Linked DNA regions of Homo sapiens: region 2 is linked to region 1. A link is an interaction called in ENCODE POLR2A ChIA-PET data of the cell type or tissue named here. Cell type or tissue: A673. All regions are shown on one strand.

What was found. ChIA-PET counts read pairs that join two places held together with the same protein. Peaks named below come from ENCODE experiments on the same cell type or tissue, not always from the same donor. Only the 100,000 strongest peaks of a DNase experiment are listed, where the experiment ranks them.
Region 2: POLR2A ChIA-PET joins it to region 1 with 22 read pairs; 6 of 35 experiments call an interaction of 5 or more read pairs at or near these places.

The regions. Positions count from the first base shown.
Region 1 is chr13:36,988,546-36,993,545 of GRCh38, reverse strand. It overlaps ALG5 (ALG5 dolichyl-phosphate beta-glucosyltransferase), which reads left to right. Exons shown (of 10, transcript NM_013338.5): 5 at 3,970-4,062. Among named protein-coding and RNA genes, the nearest start is that of ALG5, 8.3 kb to the left of the region's middle. In A673, no CTCF peak of the experiment used is centred here; no DNase peak of the experiment used is centred here.
Region 2 is chr13:36,916,120-36,921,119 of GRCh38, reverse strand. SMAD9 (SMAD family member 9) reads left to right here and starts at 882. Exons shown (of 7, transcript NM_001127217.3): 1 at 882-1,004. RefSeq lists silencers at 742-791, 902-971. In A673, no CTCF peak of the experiment used is centred here; DNase peaks (open chromatin) are centred at 879, 1,759, 2,189 and 2,689; H3K4me3 peaks cover 2,561 bases; H3K27ac peaks cover 4,557 bases.

The DNA.
Region 1 (5,000 bases):
ATGTGAAATCTCACTTTCATTCACCAGGGGACCCTAAAGCTGTGCCTAACACTCTCCATTGTTATAGTCTAGATAGCAGAAAAAACAGATTTCATTTATGGAACTTCTCCATAAGACCAGGGAAGCTTTGAAGATCGCCAGATAGGGAAGAAACATGCCCGCGCACAGTTCCTCCTGGCCTTTAGGGTAGGAACCTTCGTTGCCTACCAATTTGTGCTTCCTTTTTCCCTAAGCACAGTTTCTTTATGCTCCATCTTGCCTTATAATTTCTAAAGCAGTCACGCCAATAGAAAGCTGCTTTCGTACCAGCCCCTGGGAAGCAGGTGTGTCCTTTCACATGCACAGAGAGCATTGGCAGGATCTGGCTTAGGAAGGGTAAGTGCTGCACTTTGAATAGTATGATGTGAAAGTTATGAACACAAGCCATCTCAGCAGTTTAGTGATACATGAAGGGAATGGCATGGAAAGCCACATTGGACACTTGCTGTTGAGATTATAGAGGTAGCCTAGACCCAGCTGAGGCTGTGCATCTTCTCCTGAGGAGCACTTTTTTGGTGGCCCTTGACCTGTGAGTGGCCAGCTGCTCTGCTGGAAGGATCAGGGATGCCCTCCCAGGGAGGACAAGCAAGGGAGGGGTTAGCAATTGGCCCCACTGCTCCCAAGGTTGGGAGGAAGTAGAAAGTTGAAATTATATTTAGTAGAAGTTTTTATTTAAAACAAACCAGTTTTCGCTAAGTTAAGTATTTATAGATTCCCTGTTAATGTCTTACAGTCTGAGGGGTGTGAGGAAAATTTTAGATACGGCTCTTGTTCTTGAGGCGTTTCAGACCAAGGGGGCACAAGGTATAGTACAAGAGAATACTGCAGTTGTACAGTGATGTTTATTATATCCTCAAACAACATACCAAAAAGGCGAGTAGGCACTCAGTAGGAACTCAGTTCACAAATGGTGGCCGAGTGACAGCTGCTGCCCTGTATACTAAAGGCCATGCTGTAAAGCTTCATTGTGCATCCATTCCAAACAGTTGTGGCTTTAACAATGTTATATTCCTTGAAGCTAGATACCATACTCTAGAGGGAGCTTTTCATCCTAACATAGTAAAGTCTTATTAGTTCACTTAGCTACTTATATAATGACTTTATCTTCTTGGTTTTGCAGTCTCAAGTATTGTGCCATTCCAGAGTAAACATCTACAGCACAAATAACTGTTCTTTGAACACATTTCTTCAGCTGTTAAGCAGAAGTCGAGAGTTCTGACTGGCACTAAAATACAAAGATGTAAAGACCACTTTCTACCTTGAAGGAGTTCACATCTATTAATAATACTGGAAATATGCATCAAATAATTAGAGCACTATGTGTTAGACATTTTTATCAATTAGGAACTATATCATAGAGTGGCTTAGATAATAAAGACGTTTAATTATCTCATCTGCCAGGAAGTCTAGAAATAGTTGATTCCAGAGTTGGCTTAGCATTTAAACAGGATCAGGTTGCTAGATCCATATCATTTTCAGTCTCACGCATTCCTTCATCACAAAATGGCCACAGCTGCAAATATTACATGTCCTGGAGTAGTAAGGGACAGCCAGGACTTTAAGAATCATCTCTGGGCTGGGCATGGTGGTTCATGCCCGTAATCCCAACACTTTGGGAGGCCAAGGTGGGAGGGTGGGAGGACTGCTTGAGCGCAAGAGTTCAAGGTTACAGTGAGCTGTGATCGCACGACTGAACTCCAGCCTGGGTAGCAGAGCAAGACCCTGTGTCAAAAAAAAAGAATCATCTCTGCGTGCATCTCTCCTTTTTAACTAGGAACGAAAATCTTTATCAGAAGTCCTCACCCCTCCCTCTACTAAAGCCCACACCCAAAGTTCACAAGCTAGAACTTAGTGACATGACCACCAAAGCCTGCAGGGAGGCTGCAAAAGTACTCAGCAAAGAGGAGTTAGACCAATCATGGTTCATCCCCTAGGGCTTCACAGTTGTCACTGCATTATTGGGGCCATAACAGCAAAGAAGGAGGCACTGTTTGCTGGTTTGGCAGCTAGTTAACAGTGCTACAACAGGACCATGGCTGCATTTGCTGGTTGAAACTGATAGATTTCAGCTATGTGCCAGATACCAGAAATAAAAATCTTTGCCTTTAAGTAGCTGACATTTACAGTTGCATTGTGATGAGTAAAGTAATAGTTGAATGAGAAAATGCTTCAGTAGTACACATTGCTATTAGAATTATACTTTTCTTTTTCCCGGGGGAAGGTGGGGATGGGCATGGAGGCTAGAAAAGAGAAATGGTGTTTGGCTGAGTCTTAAGCTGGCCTGACAGGTGAGGAAGCTGGAAGACAGTGTTCTGAGAAAAGGCATACAAGTGTAAGACCGTGGTATGGTCTGGAAATCTCAAATACTGCTAATGTTCACGGTACTAATGGGGCAGCCTCAGAAGCTGGCTAAAAAGGTGAAGGCTGAATCACAAAGGATCTCCTATGCTATGATAAGGAACTCATATGTGATGCTTAGAAGCCATAAGTCATCACTGAGGGTGTTTGAACAGGGCTTATGTGAACTGATTTCCATATTAGAAAGGCTACTCGTATAACTTTAGGAATGAATTAGGGAGTCAGGGTAGAGATGTGGGGACTTTAGGGGATAAGGCCCTGAACTAGGTCAGGAAGGTGTGAGGATAGCATGGATTTGAGAGGGATTTTACAAATCAGTCAGTGAGTTATAGTAGCCAGTGAATTGTAATGGGTGATAGAAATGGAAGATGATTCTCAGGTTTTCAATTTGAGCAACTTAGTAGATGATGATGCCATTTGCTGCAGCAAGGAATGTAGACTGAGCAGAAGTTGGGAGGAGGAGATGAATGAAATTCTGGAGTTTTTATTTATCCAATATATAACTAGGTGACACAGGAGAGAAGAGTCTGGGCTCTAAACAGACGTGAGATTCATAAATATAAGCTATAATTAAGCCCATGCAGTGACTCCCAGTGAGCTTTTATGTTGAGAAGAGAAGATGGCCAGGGGTTTCCCATTAGCTGTATGTACAGTGTAGAGTCAGTCCTTGTGTGGATTATCAGCATTTAAGGAGCAAGCCAAGCAAAAGGAGTTATTGGTGAAAACTTGGGAACAGTAGAGGAGGGCAAAGGCCAGATGAGAGCAACTTTACAGCTGCCTGTAGAGATGGTTGTCAAAGGAGAGGGTACCTGATGGGCTAAGGTTACAAGGAAACGGGATGTGGAAGAGCAAAGGGCATGAGCCCTACTACAGTGGACCGAAAAATAAATGGGTGATGAAATGCAGGTGGCAAATATAGATCACTATCTCACGACTTTGATTATAAAGCAGAGTAATGGCCGTAGCTTGAGAAAATAGTGAAGTCAAAGGAAAGTTTTTAGGATGCTGGCAGCTTGAGCAAGTCTGAGGCTGTGGAGCCAGCAGAGAGGAAGAGATTGAAGATTTAGAAGAGAATTTACTGCTGAGAGAGAGGAATTTGAGTGAAAAGATTCGGGAGAAATGGTCAGGATACAAACAGCCTCTCTGGGGAATAAGAGCGATTGCAGACCAGAACAAATACAAAAGTCATTAACCAGTGTTAAGGGCCCAATCATAAGTTTGTACCAGTCAGATAGCACATGGCTTTTGTGGGGTTTTTTTGTTGTTTTTTGTTGTTGTTGTTGTTTGTTTTTTAGCAGCTCAGTAGCTTAGGTAGAGGAGTCAAGAAAAGAAGGTCATTGCCCACTGTGGTGGTTCCTCTGCAGGAAACTGAACTATGATTTCAACCTAGTAGGTCAATGGCACCAAGATTTCTACAGCTCCTCCAGGTCATCAGAATGTACAGTGGGTGTAACCTAGTCACAAGAAGGGATAAACTGCAATAGCAGTGTTTGAGCCAAAGCAAGAAACACAGCTTATATAATTCTCTTTAATCCAAATTAATTTTATTCTGATTTTTATATAATTTCATAGGTAGCTTTTAAATATTGCCAGAAATATGGAAGTGACAAAGTACGTGTGATAACCCTGGTGAAGAATCGTGGAAAAGGTGGAGCGATTAGAATGGTAATACATATTTTCAACATTTTTATCTAAAATATGAAGGTATCTTGAATAATGTCTTTTGCAGACTTGTATGTTTGCCCACTGCTTGAATACCAGCATTTCAAGTTAGTGATAACATAATTTTAATAATAACTTCATGTTTTTAGTCAAATTTTAAGATGTGTCATATCTATAATATAGTGGGTGATTTAAAAATAGATTTATGTATTTATGTTTATCTTAAAGTTTAAAATGTTACCATCTACCTCTGTATCTTTGATAGAGTTAGCAGATAGCTTATGTGGTTTTTTGCAGTTTAAAAAATGTTTTTTGTATTAAGTTTTACCTTGATGAAGGTATGCTGTTATGCATGGTAGCATGAACTAAGATGAATTTGACTTGGGTCTGTCCTGATGAAATGTGCAGTCTAATAGGAAAGGTAAGCATTTGCATAAGTAAAAAAGAAGATTATAATTATGAGAGACATGCAGATAAAGTGCTAAGAAATTTCAAAAAAGAGGTTACTGTCAGCTGAGGCATATCAGCTATGAATCAAGCTGGAAGTTTAAAAATCAAGATATGTGAAAGAAAACCTAAATAATTGACTTTGAGGTCCATTTATTTATTTTTCCCTCATAAAAAGAAGTCTAAAGGTGGGCAGTCCAGGGCTTGTTCAACTCCACAGTCATCAGAAGTCCAGGCTTCTGCCGTTTCACTCCTTCTTCCTCATGCACACAGGGTGACTCCTGGAGCACTAGCCATCACGTCCACATTCAACAGGAAGGAGAAGGGAAATGGTCAGGATACAAATCATCACATGTTGCCCTCTTCACAGTGTCTTATGAGTTGGGTAATATTAGTTTGATTATTATATAGTTGAGGAAAGTGAGTAAAGAAGGTAAAGTAAATTACCCAGTGTTATCAGATGATAAGAGGTAGAGTCAAGATTTGGATGCAGT
Region 2 (5,000 bases), 72 kb after region 1:
GTGGGTTCCAGGAGTCCACAGTGACTTTAAGAGGCAGGCTACCTGGGGGACAGCCAGGCCGTGAGACGAGAAAGTTGTACAGTAACATTGCTGTGTGCCCATAAGTTTGTATCTTTTATTAGATTAGATAATATATCTCACATGCTGGGTTGTTAAGCAAATAAATATGTGTAAGGAAATTACAATCCACATAATTACATGAGTCGTTTTAACCACCACTCACCCCCAGAGTGATTAGATTTTCTTCTGCCTATGCCATTGCGGCCCAGTTGCTCTGTCACTGTCCATGGGGACAGGATCCCCTTACTCCGAAAAGCAAATCAGGAACAAACAGGGCAAGTGAGAGTCACTATCAGGGCCCAGAAACATGTGAGGAACAGCAGCTCAGAAGGGTCTCCAGACTGATGGGCCGGTGATCCTATATTCTTGTTGGGCTGACAACTCTTCTGGTTTCGGGCTCCAGGTGCTGGCAAGAAATCTCAGAGGTGGGGTGGGAGAGAGAGACGCGAGGCGACCCACGCAGACAAAGGGCTCCCACCCCACCCCCGGGCCACCCCGGCAGGCCGGGCAGGGGCCGAGCCTGGGGTCGCGCAGGGGGACCGAGAGGGCAGCGCGGGGCTGGGGGTGGGGAAGAGGCGGGAACCGAGCCGCAGGCCGCTGCGAGGAGTACTACCCCGCCACCCCCGCGCCGCGAGTTTCCGCGCACGTGGCCGTGGGGCCGGTCTCGCTCCCGCCCCCCGCCGGGCCCGCGCAGCCCCCTCCTCTGCGGCTCCCGGAGCGGCCAGAGCGCGCGGCGGCGGGCGGGGGCGGGCCGCAAGCAGGGCTCCCTGGCCGCTTTCCAGGTCGGCGCACTAATACGGGCGATGAGGCTTCGCGGCTCCAGTCTGACTGACGCCGGCTGGGGCCGCCGCCGCCGCCGCCGCCGCCGCCGCTGCTGCAGCCGCTGTCTCGGTCCCCGCCGCCGCCGCCGGGCCCTGCAGGCGCTGGGCGCGCGCAGCCAGGCAGTGAGTGCGCGGCGCTCGGAGCGGGCGGCCGGGGGACCACGGCGGGGGCGGGGTTGGGGGCGCCGGACCTGGGTGGGGGAGGGATGAGTGGCACGGCGGGGACAGGTAAGACGTGCCCTCCTCGGCCGCGCGCTGCTTGTGTGCGTGCGTGTGAGCGCATTGAGTGGAGGGCGAAGTTGTTCGTCCTCGGGGCAGCCTGGGAGGCTCCTCGGCGTGAGGCTTGGCTTTTGGCGGTCGTTGTTCCCGGGTTTTTTGGTGGAGCCTGTCTGGGGTGGAGTGGGGTGGGGTGGGGTGGGCGCGGGGCCGGAGGGGACTGCTCTGGGGAGTTGGCCGCGGCGCAGCTCGCCTTCCTCGCGCCTGCATCCGCCCGCGCCGCGGGCCCCGGGACCTGTCAGGGGATGTTCGACCCGCGGCGGGGGCGGCGGTCGGGTCGGGGCTGGGGCCCGGGGCGTGGGCAGGGACCAGGATAGGCGCCTGAGGGGTCGCTTGCTGTAGCTGGAGATAGGGGACAGCGGACAGAGGGGGCGGCGGGGGTCGTCATTGTGACTCTTTGGGGGCCACTTTTAAACTCGCCAGCGCCGAATTGGCCTCACTTGCCTTCTGTTTCGTAGGCTTTTTGCTTTGTTTACCTTTGAGGCATGCGAACTGAGAAAAAAAGTTAGGAATGTTGTTGAAGTGTCTCCGGGCTCGCGCTTGGACTGTGTCGGAGCCGGGGTGTTTGTCTTTTCCTTGGCCCGCCCCTCGGTGCCAGCTCTCCGCAGAGGGGAGGGGGCGAGGTGGGAAGCAGATACAGGAGACTGCCTGACGCCAGCTTTGTGATCGGAAGGAGGAGCGCTGGGAGAACATTTTTATGGATGGCTAATCGCTGACAAGTTTTCCCGTTACTATTCCTTCCTCCTCCTGCCCTTGACCGTGGACATTTGAAGTGATAGTTTGGAAATACTACGTTGACTTATTTCTGGGCTGGAGTGGGTACTCCTGAGAACTAACCTACAAAGGATACAAATCGAGTTTGGAGATAAAATTGTATGTAAATTCTTTACCCAGTAGTTTACAGTGAGAAACACACCCACAGGGCACTGTGGAGTGCTTTGGATGGATCCAGTTTACTAGTACCATTTCGGTGGCTTGCCAGATTTCTCGGATGATCTTTTGGAAATGTAGGTTAGCAAGAAGCATGGAGGCTGACCGTTAAGTCGTGAGGCATTTAATAATGCTGCCTCCTAAGCAGTAACTGAGCGGAACGTTTGTGGCACCCGTCTGGGAAAGTGAAATGTGACTACTACAAGCATGTCTCCTGCCTTAGCATTCCTCCAAGTGTGAGGGAATGCCTTTGGATGTTTACATTTTAAAAATAGTGATCTATATTTAAGAAGGCATTTAAAATAAAAGCCAAAGACATTCTCAACTCCAAATAGACAAAGATTCAATATAAGAGTTTCCCTGTGCTTGTAGGAAAGCATCAGCACAATTTTAGACTGCTTTTAGGTTTGTGGTTATCCAAGAAGGAGGCTTCAGATAAGAAAAGGATGTGACGCTTTATAAATAAGGAGCATTTTAAATACAAGATGACAGCAATTTCAAGTACTGTATCCGAAAAACAACTTTTAGTGGTAATAGTCACCTTCAGTGATGGCAAGACAGCTGTCTGCCAGACAGCCTTCGGCCTCTTAATGTATTCTGACACAACCAACTCCCATTTTTATGCTTGACTGGTTATCTTTGTCAGAGCTGTTTTATGCTTGAGCTCTCTGGTTTCAAACTATGCTTAAGAGAATGCCAACATACTCTTGATCTGAACAAACTCATGTTTATCAGTGCAGTGTTTACTAAAAATCAAAGACGTAAACAAATTTTGGGTTAAACCTCTAAGTACTTTAGAATTGCCACATCATTGTCATCAGTCTTTCAAAGTCAACATGAACTATTTGGCTTTTCTCCTTTAAAAAATTTTTTTAACTTATATATTCCTAGTTAGTAAGTAATCAGAAAATATTCACAGATGTCAACTCTTGCATCTGTGATTGCCCAAGACATGGATGAGAAAGAAGAGTTTTGTTTTGTTTTTTAAATGAAACATTACTAAAGATATCCATAAGTAATAAACAAGTGGTACACTATCTTTACTAATCATGTGGTCAGTTGGAGGGAAAAAAGTCTGTCCAGAAATTGTTTCATAAAGATGAAAATATTCAATGTCAATATGAAAATACTCAATATGTTTTCCAAATAGTTTAATTCTGATTAATGAGAGTGCACTATGCATTGCCAAACTGGAGGGATGGTGTTTCGTAAGTGAGCACCGTAGGATTAAGGTAACTACTTTATATCTGACATTCCCTCTGTAATAAATAGGACAGCAGTTTCATCATGTTCTGCTTTAATATGTGGGAAATAATCCTTATCCACAGGATGTACTCTGATTTTAGGGAAGGTAAAGGTTATGACAAATATGTGGTTTTTCTGATTTGCCAGACATACTATGCTAAATTTTAAAGCTTTAACGAAGCTTAGTGCAGACTTTCTGTATATTGTTTTGGACACTTAGAGAGGAGTTAAAGAAACGGGAAACTGTCCAGAATGAAACAGTAAATATAGCAGTACGTTGAAACCATGAATCTTCTCAAATAGTTGTAATTCTAGGCTGTTGGATTTATATTTCCTTGGTTACTGTTGCTAGTGGGTTGAAAAGTTATTCTAAAGCAAAAAAAAAAAATGCAAACAGTAAATGCATAAGTACTTAACAATACTGTGAGCATTTTCACAATGTTTCATGTTATCCTGGTGAATGTCCATGTCCTAAGTAAGGACATTAAAAAAATAAACAATTATCCCTTGGTAATAAACTAACCTTTTAAAATAAATATTCCGGTAAATTTTGTCTCTTAAGAAACTTGTGTCAACTAAAGTTGTTAGGATTTCAAGATATCTGTTAGCATTAGGAGTCATTATACCCATGAAAACTGGATGTTCTTCTTGCTTGGTGGTCTTCATCCTGACACTTCCTACCCCAAAACCATGACGGACACCTCGGCCGCACTTGCCTGACTTGTATTCTGCTCTCCTTTGGTGTCGGCTTCCTTTTGTGTTAGGCTGACCCAAGACCACTTTTCCAGGCTTATCTTCCCGGTCTTTCCCTATTTTATGCTGCAGTTAAAATAGCAAATGCTAGTTTCCATGCATACCCTGGCTTTCCTCTCCTGTGCACCTTTACCCCACGCTGAGGCCTTCCCAGCTTCCCCACCTCCCACAGGATCCTCAAATATGACTTCTTCATCTTGTATGCCCTGTTCAGGCGCTGCCTTCACGGGACTTTCTGTGATGACCCTGGTCCCAGGTATGTCCTCCTTCGAGCTCCTGTGGCTCTTCGCCTTTTCAACTCTTACCTGTTTTGTATTAAGTTACTCATAGACTAATTTATTTCTTCCCCTCAGACCATCCTTACAAGATCCAGGAAGGAAGGGACTGTTTCATCTACCTTTTTTATTCTCTGAATGCTGACCACAGTGCCCTTTATAGTACTCTATCAATAAATAACAAATACATGACACATTTTTTCACTGAACCCATGGTCCCTCCTGAAATAAAGTCTGTAAAAGCATTTCACCCATAGGATAAAGTCCATCTTTCAAGAAGCTGGTGTTGAATCTGAGCTGAGGACTAGTTCAGAGGCCTGAAATCCCCTCAGCCCAGTTGAGAGCCTCCTTCTCCTGAACATTGTGGCTGAGCATTACAGTCAGGAAAAGCTTCTATGATACTCTTATTGCATTAGCAGTTTTCCATATCAGATTCACTAAATACACAATGGAAGCCATTTAGTAGAAAAACAGATTTTAATGTGATACGGCTACCACAATGAAACACTAATGTGATTCCACAGAAAATTGCTAACACGATATGCTGATTCCTCCCCCCACCATAGCCGCATAAAAATTGATACTGTTTTTAATGTATGTGTTTCAAACTATGCTCACAAAAGAAAAGCAGACTGCTACT